Linked DNA regions of Homo sapiens: region 1 is linked to region 2. A link is a contact called in ENCODE Hi-C or POLR2A ChIA-PET data. All regions are on one chromosome and are shown on one strand. The core of a region is the stretch at or near the end of the contact, and the rest is flanking DNA. Distances in the headings are between cores, read along the strand shown. Region 1 overlaps AUH (AU RNA binding methylglutaconyl-CoA hydratase). Region 2 overlaps AUH (AU RNA binding methylglutaconyl-CoA hydratase).

The links. A loop is a pair of places that touch in the nucleus more often than their neighbours do. ChIA-PET counts read pairs that join two places held with the same protein, here RNA polymerase II (POLR2A). Pooled maps may share reads with other maps.
Region 1: a map of naive thymus-derived CD4-positive, alpha-beta T cell shows a loop between it and region 2 (2.7-fold over the local background). The contact joins two enhancer-like sites. A Hi-C loop is called at or near these places in 6 of 168 maps with a recorded cell type or tissue (CD14-positive monocyte, Calu3, cardiac septum and 2 more), 2 of 37 single-sample maps with no recorded cell type and 10 of 50 pooled maps. POLR2A ChIA-PET finds 5 or more read pairs at or near these places in 9 of 52 experiments (CD8-positive, alpha-beta T cell, HepG2, activated CD4-positive, alpha-beta T cell and 4 more).

The regions. Positions count from the first base shown.
Region 1 is chr9:91,243,847-91,251,199 of GRCh38, forward strand. The region is part of intron 6 of AUH (AU RNA binding methylglutaconyl-CoA hydratase); the gene reads right to left. Among named protein-coding and RNA genes, the nearest start is that of LINC02937, 84 kb to the left of the region's middle. Within about 2 kb of position 3,072, at least 3 of the 41 ENCODE cell types and tissues checked have a DNase peak (open chromatin) inside an H3K27ac peak, as active enhancers do; they include CD8-positive, alpha-beta T cell, where a contact is called at or near this core.
Region 2 is chr9:91,209,165-91,215,581 of GRCh38, forward strand. It overlaps AUH (AU RNA binding methylglutaconyl-CoA hydratase), which reads right to left. Exons shown (of 10, transcript NM_001698.3): 10 at 4,659-5,261. The coding sequence ends at 5,184. Among named protein-coding and RNA genes, the nearest start is that of LINC02937, 49 kb to the left of the region's middle. Within about 2 kb of position 2,992, at least 6 of the 41 ENCODE cell types and tissues checked have a DNase peak (open chromatin) inside an H3K27ac peak, as active enhancers do; they include CD8-positive, alpha-beta T cell, where a contact is called at or near this core.

The DNA.
Region 1 (7,353 bases), core at 1,822-4,321, 35 kb after region 2:
AGATAGCTTTACTCTTCATCGGGAAAATCATCAAACACTCTGTAAAAGGACAGCATTAGAAGATTTTGTTATTTAACGAACTAGTCAACAACTGTTTCATATTAAGAAAGTGGAATGAGCCATTCTTCTTAGCATAGCAAAGAAACTCTAACTTACTGGAAACAAATTATATTATAAAACATATCCAACATCCAGTCAGTTTTTCAAAACTCTAAGACATATCTCAAGAAAAACAAAACAAAACCAAACGATCTTTCCCTCCCATCCCAAACAAAAGTAAAATCAAGGCATACCATAAAACAACTAAAATCTCTATCTAAACCAGCAAGAAAAACTACCCACAACATATAAAATGAATGTATTCACCAACAACTATTGCTTCTTTAGGTTCAGTTGGGTAATTTATAAAAATCATCCAATATTTGTAAAAGGTTCACTGTATAGTATTAATAGAATATCAGTTAAAATAACATTGGCCAAAGCTGTCATAATAAAATGTTGGGGGATAACTTCACAAAATTGGCCACCTGTAGACTTCCTAGTTACTGAATTTGCACATAAACTTAATGTAGTCAGTTATATTAAACTGAATATAAACTTAAGCTGCAAGTTTAATAAACATGTTTTAACAAATTTTTTAGTTTTCATATTTCAAAACATTTTAAGGCACAGCTAGAGGTAAGATACATTTGAAATTCATATAAATGTTGACACTTTTTCCTTCCCATCCACATCTCCCAACTAGCTTCCTACAGGCACTGTTAAGTATGTTGGTAAGGAAGGTCAGTGACTTCCTTTCACTCCGCTTACCAGTGTCCTGAGGGTTCTAAACCCACAATGGCAGGTTCCAGAGGGGGCAATCCCTGTCCTGTATCCTGTTCCAGGAGAATGTGTGAAGGGAAGTTCTAGACATGACGAGTATTAATTACTGCTCTCCTAGCAAGAACCATCAAAGTATTGTCACTGTACAAAATATGGTTTATGGCAACAATGGATTTACCAAGGTGCACCTCTGAAAAATTATTTGAGATGCAGAGGTTAAAGGTTAAAAGTAAGCCATACTGTCAGTATTTTAAATGAAAAATTCTTTAAACACTGAAAACAAAATATGCATTGATTACAAATTTAAAATGTATATTGCAGATTTCTCTATTTAGCTAGCTCACAACTAATTCCTAGACACCCTCTTTGAACTCAATCAGAGCAACAACAATTAGTTGAATAACCAGAGAGGGAAGGGATGAGAGGTGGGGAGGAAAAAAGCAACGAGAGAGGAAGTGACACAGTTGCATGGCACAAGCATGAAGAGCAGGGCTGGGAGCACACACAAGAGATTTCAAGTGTGGGCCCAGCAGGTGGGAACTGGAACCACGGCCCACCCCAGGAGCCCCGTGGGGAAGCATGGCCTACCCCAGGCACAGAGTTGGCAAATGGGCAGAACTGTGAAAAGTATGAGACTATTACACCCTCTTCCCATGAGAAGACAAAGGGGTGCAATGGCAGCCAATGAAAAGTTTTAAAATCAGAACGCTTTTTGAGAAACAAGGCCCCACTTCTCAGCAGGGAGTCCCACAGAAGACAGCCATTTTGGTTTTTATCTGATAAGAGGAAAGCTGGAGAAAGAAGAAAAATATCAAAATCACCTAATCACTAATCACCCCCAACAATTAAGCAAGGGTTGAGTAAAAAGTAAAGCAAAAGTGAAAATAAATGAAACAAGATCAGTGGGACCAAGATGACTGAGTAGGAAGTGCCTGAGTGAGAAGTCTATGAAGCATCAATGACTGGAGCTGACATCTGCTGATAGAAGCAAACGGGTGCCAAGTGACTTATGGGCATTATCTCATTCAATCCTTCCACCTACCCCAGGATGTAGGGACTATCATCTTCCTCCACACAGATGAGAAAACGGAGGCCTAAGGTAGGGCCTGGAGCCAGGATGCAAGCCTGGGGAGCCTGCTCTGGCCCTCTCCTCCCCTGTGTTCTAGAGGGAGTGCACCTTTGACCCCTGCGCTGTCCCTAAAAACACTCATGGACTGTGCCCATCCTTCTTGTCTAAAGCTGGCAAGATGTGACGGGGATGGGGACAGGAGCAGGGCCCATAAACACCAGAGACCTACTGTCCTAAAATGCCAGACCCCTGTCCTGAGCTGGGAAACCATATTAAGCAAAGGGTGTGTCTCACAGGAAACAGATATGAGCAGATTCGGTGGAGGCAGCCTGGGAAAAGATATTTACAAAGCTGAATCATGGCCTCCCGCCCTGCTGGGTGATTCCTGCCTCCTCTCCTCCCATTCTCTCAGACAAAGAGGAAAAGCAAAAGAAACACCACAACAATTCTGAGCCCTCAACCAGAATCAACCCAAAGCTCACTCGCTGTGTAAAAGAAGAAGAATACTGACAGAGGTTCATGCTAAAAAAACAAACAAACAAAAAACCACGTGGAAGATTAACAAAAGACATGGCATAGTTACTGGACAAGACAGGCCAGCCTCCCCACTCCTCAAAGCAAACCAAACCAAACAAGCCCCCTACTGAGGACAGCAAAGGCACACACATGGCATCCTAAAGACACCGTCTTTTATTTAAGAAAGCCTAACTAATAACTGAAGAAAAGTTCCCAGAAGTGCTTACTATGAAATAATTTAGAGATGACATAAAATCAATATATGAGACTCAAAGAGGCGATGGCAAATGAACACGCTGAAATGAAAAACAAGATTGCAGAGCAACTGAAACACTGAGGACCAAAATAACATAAATACAGAACTAATAAATGAATTAGAAATAGCATGCTAGAAGGAATAAGGCTAAAGTCAGAAATCACGCCAAAGGCAAAACACTTGTTTAAAGGTGGTATATGCACACAATGAAGTTAGAAGCTAAGCAAATAAACGTTAAGAGAATAGGCATAAAGGATAAATGACTATTTAACAAGGAAAACTGCTGTTTCTAAAGCACAAAATCCAAGAGTTAGGAATAGAAGACAAGTCTATGGCTGAAAAGCCACATGATGAGGATGGCAAAACAGCAGGCTGGAAAGTCTGGTAGTCCCCATCATGCCTAAGCAGCGGAGCCATGCCAGCAGCGGAGCCATGCCAGCAATGCCTTCCCAGACTTCTTATAAAAAGATACCCAAGGCCTTGTTAAGCCACAGTCAGCTGAGTCTTCTGTTACCTGCCTCCTTTCCCCGACAATCCTTCAGCCTACTCACACTCAATTCCCTTCCATACAGCCTCCTCCCACTGCTGCAACAGCTCAGCCACATTCTTTGCAGTGAAGCCTTCTTTCCTCTCTCACTGCACATGGCTGGCAAACTCTCCTCCGTACACTGCATCACCCTTTTAACCTTTTCTGAGTCTACATCCGGACAGAGAAACACTGCTGCAGAGACCCATCAACTTCAACCGATAGTGCTACTCTGCAAGAGGGTAAGGGGGGCAGCTAACTCTCACTCCCCATAAAGGTGGTTGCCACAGCACCATTCCCCTTCCCTGCCTCGCCCCTCAGTCAGTCACACTCTTATGCAGATCATCTCTCCTGTCTCTCCCACTCCCACTGGTCCATTTTTCTCACTCTCACAGCTGCACGCCTACAGTACCTCAATTCCCAGCCTCTCCATCTCCTTGGATCACATCTTGTCCTGCCCCCTCCCTCCTCCCTGACACATGGGGCTCTGGCACAAGGAATCTATTCTCCAATTTAAAACAAATCCCATTGTGTCCTCCAGGGCCAAAATCCTTCAGCCACCAAACTGTTAGTATTCTCTCTGAATTAGTGACCAATAATGCTAGCATTGGTGAAAGTTCCCAGTGTTCTACATCCTTGCCAACATTTACTAGTCTTTAATTTTAGTCATTCTATAGGTGTTCAGTATTGTCTCATCGTGGTTTTAATTTGTATTTCCCTAAAGACTACTGATGTAGAGCATCTTTTTATGTGCATATTTGCCATACTTACATTTTCTTTAGTGAAGTGTCTGCTTAAATATCTTGACCATGTTTTAACTAAGTTGCTTTGTTTTCTTACTATTGAGTTTAGAGAATTCTCTACAAATTTTGGATACAAGTCCTTTATCAAAAATATGATTTACACATATCTTCTTCTATTCTGGAGCTCGTACTTCCATTCTCTTAACAGTGTCCTGACAAAAGACATTCTTAACTTCAGTAAGTCCAGTATTTCTATTTTTTTCTCATGTGGATCATGTTCTTGGTGTCTCATCTAAGAAACCTTAGATTTCTAACCCAAAATGAGAAAGATATTTTTCCCTGAACTTTGTTCTAAGCACTTCTGTTTTTAGGTTTTACATTTTAAGTCTGTGATCCATTTTTATCAATTTTTACATATTGTGAGAACTATGGATTGAAGTTCATTCTTTTGCATACGGACAACCAATAGTTGAAAAGCCTGTTCTTTCCTTGATTAACTGCCTTTGCATGAGGCTTTATTTTTCAATGTTCAACTCTGTATTATGTGTTATTTTTGTCTCTAAGGAGTCTACCAAAAACATCTCAAGATAAAGGACATAACTTTTTCCTAAAAATGCCTACAACTATTAGAAATATAAGGAAGAAAAATATGGGCATAAGTTCCTAACAATATTGGATTTTAGACAAAGAAAGCACAACCTAAAAGGAGTGATACAAAGGAAGCCTGTGGGAAGCGGGAGTGCCCCCAGGGGTAGTGGGAATATGGTCTAGATTACATATATGAGCTCTGGGGTGGGACACGGAAATTTAAATAACTAGTACGTAAATCTTAAGCTTATAATACCAGTTTTTGTCCTCACTGTTTCATATCAAAATGCACTTATATATGTACAGTAAGTCCTCACATAACATTGTTGGTTCCTGGAAACTGGGACTTCAAGCGAAACAACATGTAACAAAACCATTTCCCCTCACAACAACATTATAAAGGAACAAGGATGAACAAAAGGATGTGATTTCAGGAGCCGCTGTACATCATTTTGTTTAAAGTTGCAGTTTCCAAGAACCAATGATGATGTTAAGCGAGGACTTACTGTTATTATTAGCAGGCTAGCACAATGGCATTTTTGGCTCACGGTCAACACTGTGATACTGTGACTAGGCTTCTATGTTTGCAGTGGATACCTCCATGTAAATTATGAAAAACAGAAATGAGTAAAGAATACAACATTTCTGGGCCAGGCACGGTGGCTTACACCTGTAATGCCAGCACTCTGGGAGGCCAAGGTGGGCAGATCACTTGAGCCCAGGAGTTCGAGACAAGCCTAGGAAACATGGCACAACCCTGTCTCCACAAAAAATACAAAAATTAGCCAGGCCTGGTGATGCACACTTGTAGTCCCAGCTACTTGGGGGGCTAAGGTGGGGGGATCACCTGAGCCTGGGAGATTGAGGCTGCAGTGAGCCATGATTGCACCACTGCACTCTTGCCTGGGCGACAGAGAACCTGTCTCAAAAAAAAAAAAAAAAAAAAAAAAAAAAAAAGAACACAATATTTCTGAACACTGACCTGGAGTTCTGTAAGAGGGGGTTTGGGGAACACTGGACCCACATGGCTCTGTGACATACCAAAGAAACAATATCTCACACATCATCTTATAAAGCCCTCTTTTCCTGTAACCTCACCCTTGTGGCTATTCTTTGAGCTAATTACACAAAAGTTGTTTGTTCGGTAGTTTTTTTTTGGTAACACCGACATAAGATCAGCAATATAAGAGATACTTTCAAAGCATACTTAATACTCAAATATCTTCTGTACCTTTGCTCATGACTATGAATACAGCAGGTAAAAGTACACTTAAAGACCATGTTCAAAAAGGTATTCATCAACTACTGTTTGTGTTCATTTTAAACAAAAAGGCTTTGCAATTGTTTTTAAATCAGGGGTTCTGGCCGGGTGCAGTGGCTCACACCTATAATCCCAGTACTTGCAGAAGCTGAGGCAGGCAGATCACAAGGTCAAGAGATCAAGACCATCCTTGCCAACATGGTGAAACCCCATCTCTACTACAAATACAAAAAAATTAGCTGGGCACGGTGGTGCGTGCCTGTAGTCCCAGCTATTCAGGAGGCTGAGGCAGGAGAATTGCTTGAACCTGGGAGGTGGAGGCTGCAGTGAGCTGAGATAGTGCCCCTGCACTCCAGCCTGGAGACAGAGTGAGACTCCGTCTCAAGAAAAAAAAAAAAAATCAGGGGTTCCAGTTGTATTCTCCACTAAATTCTTCTTTTAGAAAGAAGGAAAAAAAATGAAAAACTTAAAAAATTGTCTCCAGGCAGAAGGACAGAGGAGCTGTCAAGAACCTGGCCTCCACCTGCCAGGGCGAGCCTGGAGTCCCGGAGGTCTGAGACCGCACCTGCTGCCCAGCACATGGCAGCCCTCCCAGTGCACACCCACCTCACCCACTCCTCACGACTCACCCATCCCAGCTTGCCATGGTGTGCAAGTTTTTCTCACTCCTCTGAAAAATTCTCTTGATACCACACTCATACCAAAGCATTCTGTAAAGGGCCCTAAAGGCCACTGTATCACTCAGCAAACACAGTGTCTATTTATTACATTTTCTTGTTCACTGCATGTCCTGACTGAGGATCAGTTACAGCAGGAGAACTTGCCCCTTGCCTTTTCCACACACGGAGACAGGTGAGTCTCTTATATTCCCAGGGAGCTGCCAGATGTGTGACCTATTAGCTTAAGCAGTATTTTTGCTAGTATGTGATTCTAAATCACTACAGAGTATTTTTTGCCACTGCTACATATTTGCAGCAACTATGTAATCTGCATACCCGTATTTTATTGCTCAGGCAACTAAAACCCTAAGAAAATGTTGAGGACATACTCATTATGTTTTCTTCTCTCTGGAGTACAGCACCCATCATTTAAAGCTCAGTAAACAGAAACTTCTAGTTTCCAATATTTAATGAATCACTGATGTCCTCCGTCTTTTGACGGCAGAGAGTCGCCCTCAAGACAAGCCTCTGTCAGACTGCGGATGACCAAGTGTGAGCTCCCTGTTTCCTTCAACTTAGAGAGGGATACAGATTTCTGCTCTAGAGGACTTCTAATATTACACATCAGCACATCCCCTGGGTGTTGTAAAGGCAAGTAAGTATTTGATAAAGAGAAGAAACCACTCGTGGGTGGAGTGGCAGCTTCCTTCAGCACATGGGTGAGCTGTGAGCCCACCACACACGGCTGCAGCAGAAGAGATAGGGCACCAGCCTAGGGTCCAGACCAGGGGTTACCGACGTACCACAAAGATGCATTTTACCTTTGGGAATCTTATTTCTATCACCTCCTAGGTAAGGTAGACAGGATGGGCTTGCCATTATGAACATTCCGGGAGGTCGCCATGTCCTCTCC
Region 2 (6,417 bases), core at 1,742-4,241:
CGCAGAGCAACAAGCAGAAGTGGGGAGGTGGGGAGGAGCCCTGCATGGTTTCCCCTCGCCCTGGAAGCCTCTGAAGACCTGTTTCATATTGCAGTTCTACTGGAGGCAGCTACCATGTTTCCCTAGACTTCTCTTTTCCTGAGTGAAGAGCCCAGGTTCTTGTACATGCCTCCAAACCAGCCATGGTTGCGAGACCCACCTTCCCGTCTTCTGAAATATGAAACAAATAAAACACGACCACCACATAAAGCACTTTTATACAGATCACATCCAATGTGACTGGGTCTTCAAAACCATCCTGAACTACTGGATTCTTCTACAAATGAAGAAATGGGCTCAGGGACATGAGGCACTTTGTCCACGGTCTCATCGCTGACTTCGGTGGAGCTGAAACTTGGCCAAAGAGCTCCTGTGTGCTTTACAGAAAACTACAGAGTGAATCTATGACCACCTGAAATTGCAATGCTGAGTACTGAATACAACAATCCAGATGAGTCTGACCAGGGCCAAATAGAGCAACACACCTGTCACCCTTCCCAAAAGCTGTCTGGGACACTCTTGACCCACAGGGAGCACATCTTGCCCCCTTTTTGTTTTTTATTTTATTTTAGAGATGGAGTCTTGCTCTGTCGCCCAGGCTGGAATGCGGTGGCGCGATCTCGGCTCACTGCAAGCTCCACCTCCTGGGTTCACGCCATTCTCCTGCCTCAGCCTCCCGAGTAGCTGGGACTACAGGGGCCCGCCACCATGCCCGGCTAATTTTTGTATTTTTAGTAGAGGCGGGGTTTCACCATGTTAGCCAGGATGGTCTCGATCTCCTGACCTCGTGATCTGCCCACCTCGGCCTCCCAAAGTGCTGGGATTACAGGCCATCTTGCCCCCTTTTTGACAAGCATTGCTATCAAACCATGAGTCTTCACACTTATACTCCAGTTGCTGGTTTTAGGGGGAACTGAGTTGTGAGGACATACACCAATCACTACTAGCATCTTGACAGATCCAAGCATCATTCACATCTACCAAGACTGGCTCCGTGCCCTTGATGGTATAGCCGTTAAACATTGGAACCCAGAACACAGAATGCCCAGCATGAATCCTGCTGCCTCAGTTTCTTAAACTATAAATCAGCAAACCCATTTCATAAGATTTTGGTATTAGGTGTGAAAACGCACAGTGTCTGATAGAGGAGGCGCTGAGTGGGCATTAGCTCTAATTGTTACATTACTTGCCTGTGTCATCAGATCTGCTGATAAGCACACTTTTGGTATCTTTCCAAGTAATGAGAAAATTGTTGACCAAATCAGAGCAAAGGACACTACTCCCTCTTGGTTGACGAAAACACACGTATCAGCAGCCTTCTGTTATGCTGTTTGGCTGTTTTCAAGCTCAACAGTGACAAAAGGGCCAGTAGCCCTGGGTGTAATTCCTGACTCCAGCATGTACATGCCGTGGGGCTGTGGGTAAGTGATCCCTCTATGGTTTTCTCTTCCTCTGTGCCACAGAATAACCAAAGTGCCTATCCTTTCGGGGATGTAGTGTCTGTAAAGCATCTGGTAGGTATGAATGGCTTCATAAATGTTACTCAGTATTACCATAATACCCAGCTCTTATTCACTCATCTTATTTAGAGGGTATTTTCAGTGATCTTGTCAAAATGTTTCCTTAAATCAAAACACCACACAGTACTGTTTCTATATTAGGCCTTTAAAAAGGACCTTACATGTTGGTTCCTAGGAGCTCACTTTGGGGCCCCTGAGGGAACTGCCAGCTCCCGGAAAAGGGGCCATCTCATGTCTTGCCACACAGGCGCGTCTCCTGGGCTGCTCCTGAGCCACATGGGTGCATGTCTTGGTCTGTCCTTGACATCCTTTATTTTCCCCACCAGGTCCCCAGATCTCTCATGCTGCCCTGAGAATTATTTTGGGTTGCTTATTAGGTGCTAACCCTCTAAGGGGTAGCTGAATTTCTGGAGGTCCCAAAGAAGACTGTGAAAATCCAAAGGCAAGCATTTGAAACAGTGATATTTTTGGAGCCTGAGACACAAATACAATTGAACAGAGGATTCAGCCACCTTCCACCTCCCAAAATACCCCAAATCACAATCTGTATCCTGCTTCATTTATGCAGAAAAGTACCTCTTATGTTGTGTTACCAGAATATTAGCAACTAACTTTAAAATGTTTTATTTTTTGTGAAACATGTATAGTTATTAATATACTATGAGAAAATAACTTCTATTGCTATTCTGATAAAGTTCAATACGTACTGATGTAAGTATTAGTTAATATTTTACTAGATCGGTAGACAAATAATGGCATGATTAACTATTTCTGAATGTGTGTGCCAGGATCCTTGGAGCCCGAATAAGAGCAAATGTAGGGCATATCACCAGAGGTAGAAGTTCAGGTCAAGTGAGGAAAAGGGCCGATGGCGGGCCAGCAACACACCCATGTGCAGGTACACACTTTTTCTAAGTGCTGATCCATGAATCGACACTCCACTACTTTGGCCTATTCACACTTAGAAAAGTGCTATCAGAAAAGTAACACTTTGTGACAAGCCAATTTTTGATTGCTAGAAAAACAACAAAAAAAATGATTAACAGGAAAACCAGATCCATCATTATTAAGAACAAAGCAAACGTGAAATGATCCTTTACATTACAGAAATCAGTCTCAGAAAATCTGACTCTTATTTTGGCCATTACTAGAACTTTTCTCTTGCCTCAGAACTTCAGAAACTTGGAGACCTCTTTTCCTTTCCTTTCATAGACAAGTTAGAAATTAACCAGCACTAAATTACTTCAAAACCAGTAGGCCTCATGCTCTGAGATAACGGAAAATTTTTTCTTTATTTTGCTTTCATCTTCTGAATTCTATCTGTGCTTGATCACTCATCCTCCTTGAGAGCCTTCTCTAACCTAGTCTGAACACATGGATACGTCTACTGCATTTCCAACTCTGTGCACCAACAGGCGGTGTGCTGGAGAAAAGAGGAGCAGCCCATGCAGGGGACCCTCCCTAGGTAGCACGGCCCTATCCAGAGCCCTGTGAGCTTGACTTGGGGGAGGATCAGGACTGCTTAGCAGCAAGACCGATACTGAAAGGAAAATCAAGAGAAAGGCAAACATTTATTCAGAGAATTGGACAGGCACTTTTCTCTGCCATAATACATGAAGTCTGCAATACCTTAAGTCACTACAGGACTTTACTTTCAGATACATTCCAGTGACTTCATCAGAACTTGTTAGGAAATTAAATGGTGCTCGATCAGTGACAGTAGACTAGAGTATGAATCCAAGAGAAACGACTCACACAGCACACTCTTAATATTTTTCCCTAACGACATAATTATTTCCTGCTCAGTTCAAGAGAAAGTGGTATTTAGCATGTCATGGATAGGACAAACTGGCCCTGCAACCTTTAAAAGGCTATGAAAACCACCACCAGCATTTTAGGTGCAAATTATCACGCACAAAACGAATAGCCCAGCAAGTTTAGTATGCATGCCACCCGATACGACCACCACAGAGAGTGCCAAATGTGAATTTTAGTAAGCCCTCTTTATAGTATGATGATCAGCTGAGCAATCATCATAAATCCGCAGAGCCTCAGCACCAAAGGTCATAAAGAAAATAGCGCTCACCTTAGTGTCCAAACATGAGTGAAGACACCGCCTACCTTTGTCAGGACAGACATCAGCAGCCAGCCAGTCCACATTTGCCTCTTATAAGAATTTTAGAATTGAGGTTGAGTTCAAATTCCTAAGTTAAAAAATGTAAGTTTCAGAATTAAAAAAATGAAGCCTACATGCCTTCAAATAGCAATGAAGTCGCCACAATGAGGATGTAAATCCACAGTAAAATGGGTGTTTATCTGATACATGGAAATGTGAAAGGAGGACACCTTAGGGACACAGCTGGGCTGTACCACAGTGAAGCTTGCTGCAGGGGCACTCCCGGGGACGTTGTCTCTGGCATGACCAGACTCAGACCTGACACAAACTAGGAAGGCAGGGTGGTTTGGTAAAATGAATGTAAAGTAGAGCTATCTCAAATTACTTAAAGGCATCAGAATGTTCTCCTTTTTTCCACAGCGAATTCTCCAGTTCCCAATGTCCCACACAACTCCCACCAGTGCCTACTCCCCAGGTGTGGCTACTCAGGCATGCAACCTGGAGGCCGTTTACAGCTTCTTGACCTGGCCTGGGTAGGAAGGCAGGTGTTTGTTAGGACAAAGGGTTGTTAAGTTCACCTCTTTCCCTTACAGAAATTGGAGGCAAATAGCAGAGGGTAGGGAAGCAGAGAACAGTCTCCACTTTAATCCATGACCCCAAGCCATTTCCATGCTCCAATCCTGGCTGCCCCATTTTCTTTCCTCCTTTGTGTGCAAACATCGCCTTTCCTAGGCCAGTCGGCGACCACACCACTTGCTGGGAGGAGGTCCCAGCAAGTCCCACTGCACTAGGTCTCCTGTCCGCTTTGGTTCTTTGGCTTCAGTCTTTGGATTCATTCTTCACCTTCAATACTGTATTACAGGACTGACCATGTAAAGAGGTTGCCTGATAGAAGCAGCAATGAAAGGGTTGTTTCTTCTAAAGTCCAGCATGCAATGATTTAGTCAATTCAAAAAGAATGGGGTAAGAGAAAAATTCCCATGTTTTCTTTTCACTAATTTTATTTATATTAGGTAGTTTTCACTCAGAATATCAATTCATTTTTCAGGTTTAGATATATGTATATGTAGCTGTTCGTATGCATTAATCACTTAGAAACTTTATTTGGTATAACTTCACATTTTTGGTATATAGAAATTTTATTTTCTTAATGCAGCACAGTAGACATACAATCAATATTATTCCCTAGAATGTGCAATATATAAATTATTCACATTAAAAAATTAACAGAAAGCCTCATATGCAGTAAATATTTAAAAATGTATATCTAACTTTGATTCTGTTTCTGACTATACACTACTAGCTTTATAAATCTGAATGAATATGACATTTACACATTTGAATGAAGTACACGGATGGGTCCATTCCAGATGCTTATTACACCGTATGAATAATCTGCTCTTCACTTTGGTCATTAAGGTTCCATGTGCTGAGGCATATAGTGGATCCGAAAGACACTTCCAGGAAGTACATTTATTACATTGGCATCTTAAGAATTTCTGTTCCTTTTATTCTCCTTTATAGCGAGGGGGCCTTTTCTCTTTAAAAGCAAGAAGACCTTCAAGTCTGTCTTTTGTTGGAATGGTCTAAGAAAAACAAAATATTAAATATGTCAAAAATGTTAAAACAACTGTAAAAGTTTATCAAGCACTATCTAAGAAAACTACTTAGAACCACATTCTAAAATTTTGAAATCAGTCACCTGAACAATTCTCCTAATTATGTAACCAAACTCATCCTTCTTACTCCAAGTGGTCCTCTACCCCATTTTGCTCTTCTTTTTCTAGTTTCCTAATAAGGTGGAAGGTTATTATCGATTTAGATATTTTCTCTTTTCTATTATATACATCCAATGCTATTTCTATCTAAGCACTGCTTTCAGTATATCCCACAAACTTTGAGAAGTTGTATTTTCATTTTAATTCAAAATACTTTATAATTCCTCAAGACATCTCTGACATATAACATTATTTAGAAGGATGTTGTTTAATCACCCAATATTTTGGGTTTTTCCAGCAGTCTTTCTTTTATTGATTTCTAGTTTAATTCCATTGTGGTCTGAAGAATACCTTGAATAATTTCTGGTGTTTACATTTAGTAAGTTGTAATTTATGGCCAAATGTGCTTTTAAAATTTTTCTTTGGGCTCTGAGGCTATTTCTAAGACGTTTGTAATTCACTTTCCTCATGGCACGTACTCATCAATGACAGGTGGTGATTTATATATACAAGCTGGGCACAGAGTCACACTCTAGATACTGCTCCTTTAAACGAGTGCTCATGCAGTTTCCAACTCCCAGGAAAGGTAGAACAAAACTTTTTTGCTATTTCAGATGCCCTAAAACAAAGTTCTATCTTTCAGAGAAAGACAAAAAAGGGAAAACATTTTTTTTTTCCTCTCCAGGAAGACCTAATAATTTGTATGCAGTCATCCCTCAGTTATCTGCAGGGGATTGGTTACAGGACCTCCTGCAGATGCCAAAATCTGCAGATGCTCAAGTCCCTTATATATTAATAAAATTGCATATCATATTACCTACGCACATCCTCCTGTATACTTTAAATCATCTCTAGATTATTTATAATACCTAATATAATGTAAATGGCATGTACACAGTTCTTATACTATATTGTTCAGGGAATAATAAGGAAAAAAGTCAGTACATGTTCAGTACAGATGCAACCATCTTTTTTTTTCCTGAATATTTTCAATTTACACTTGGTTGAATCCACAAATGCAAAA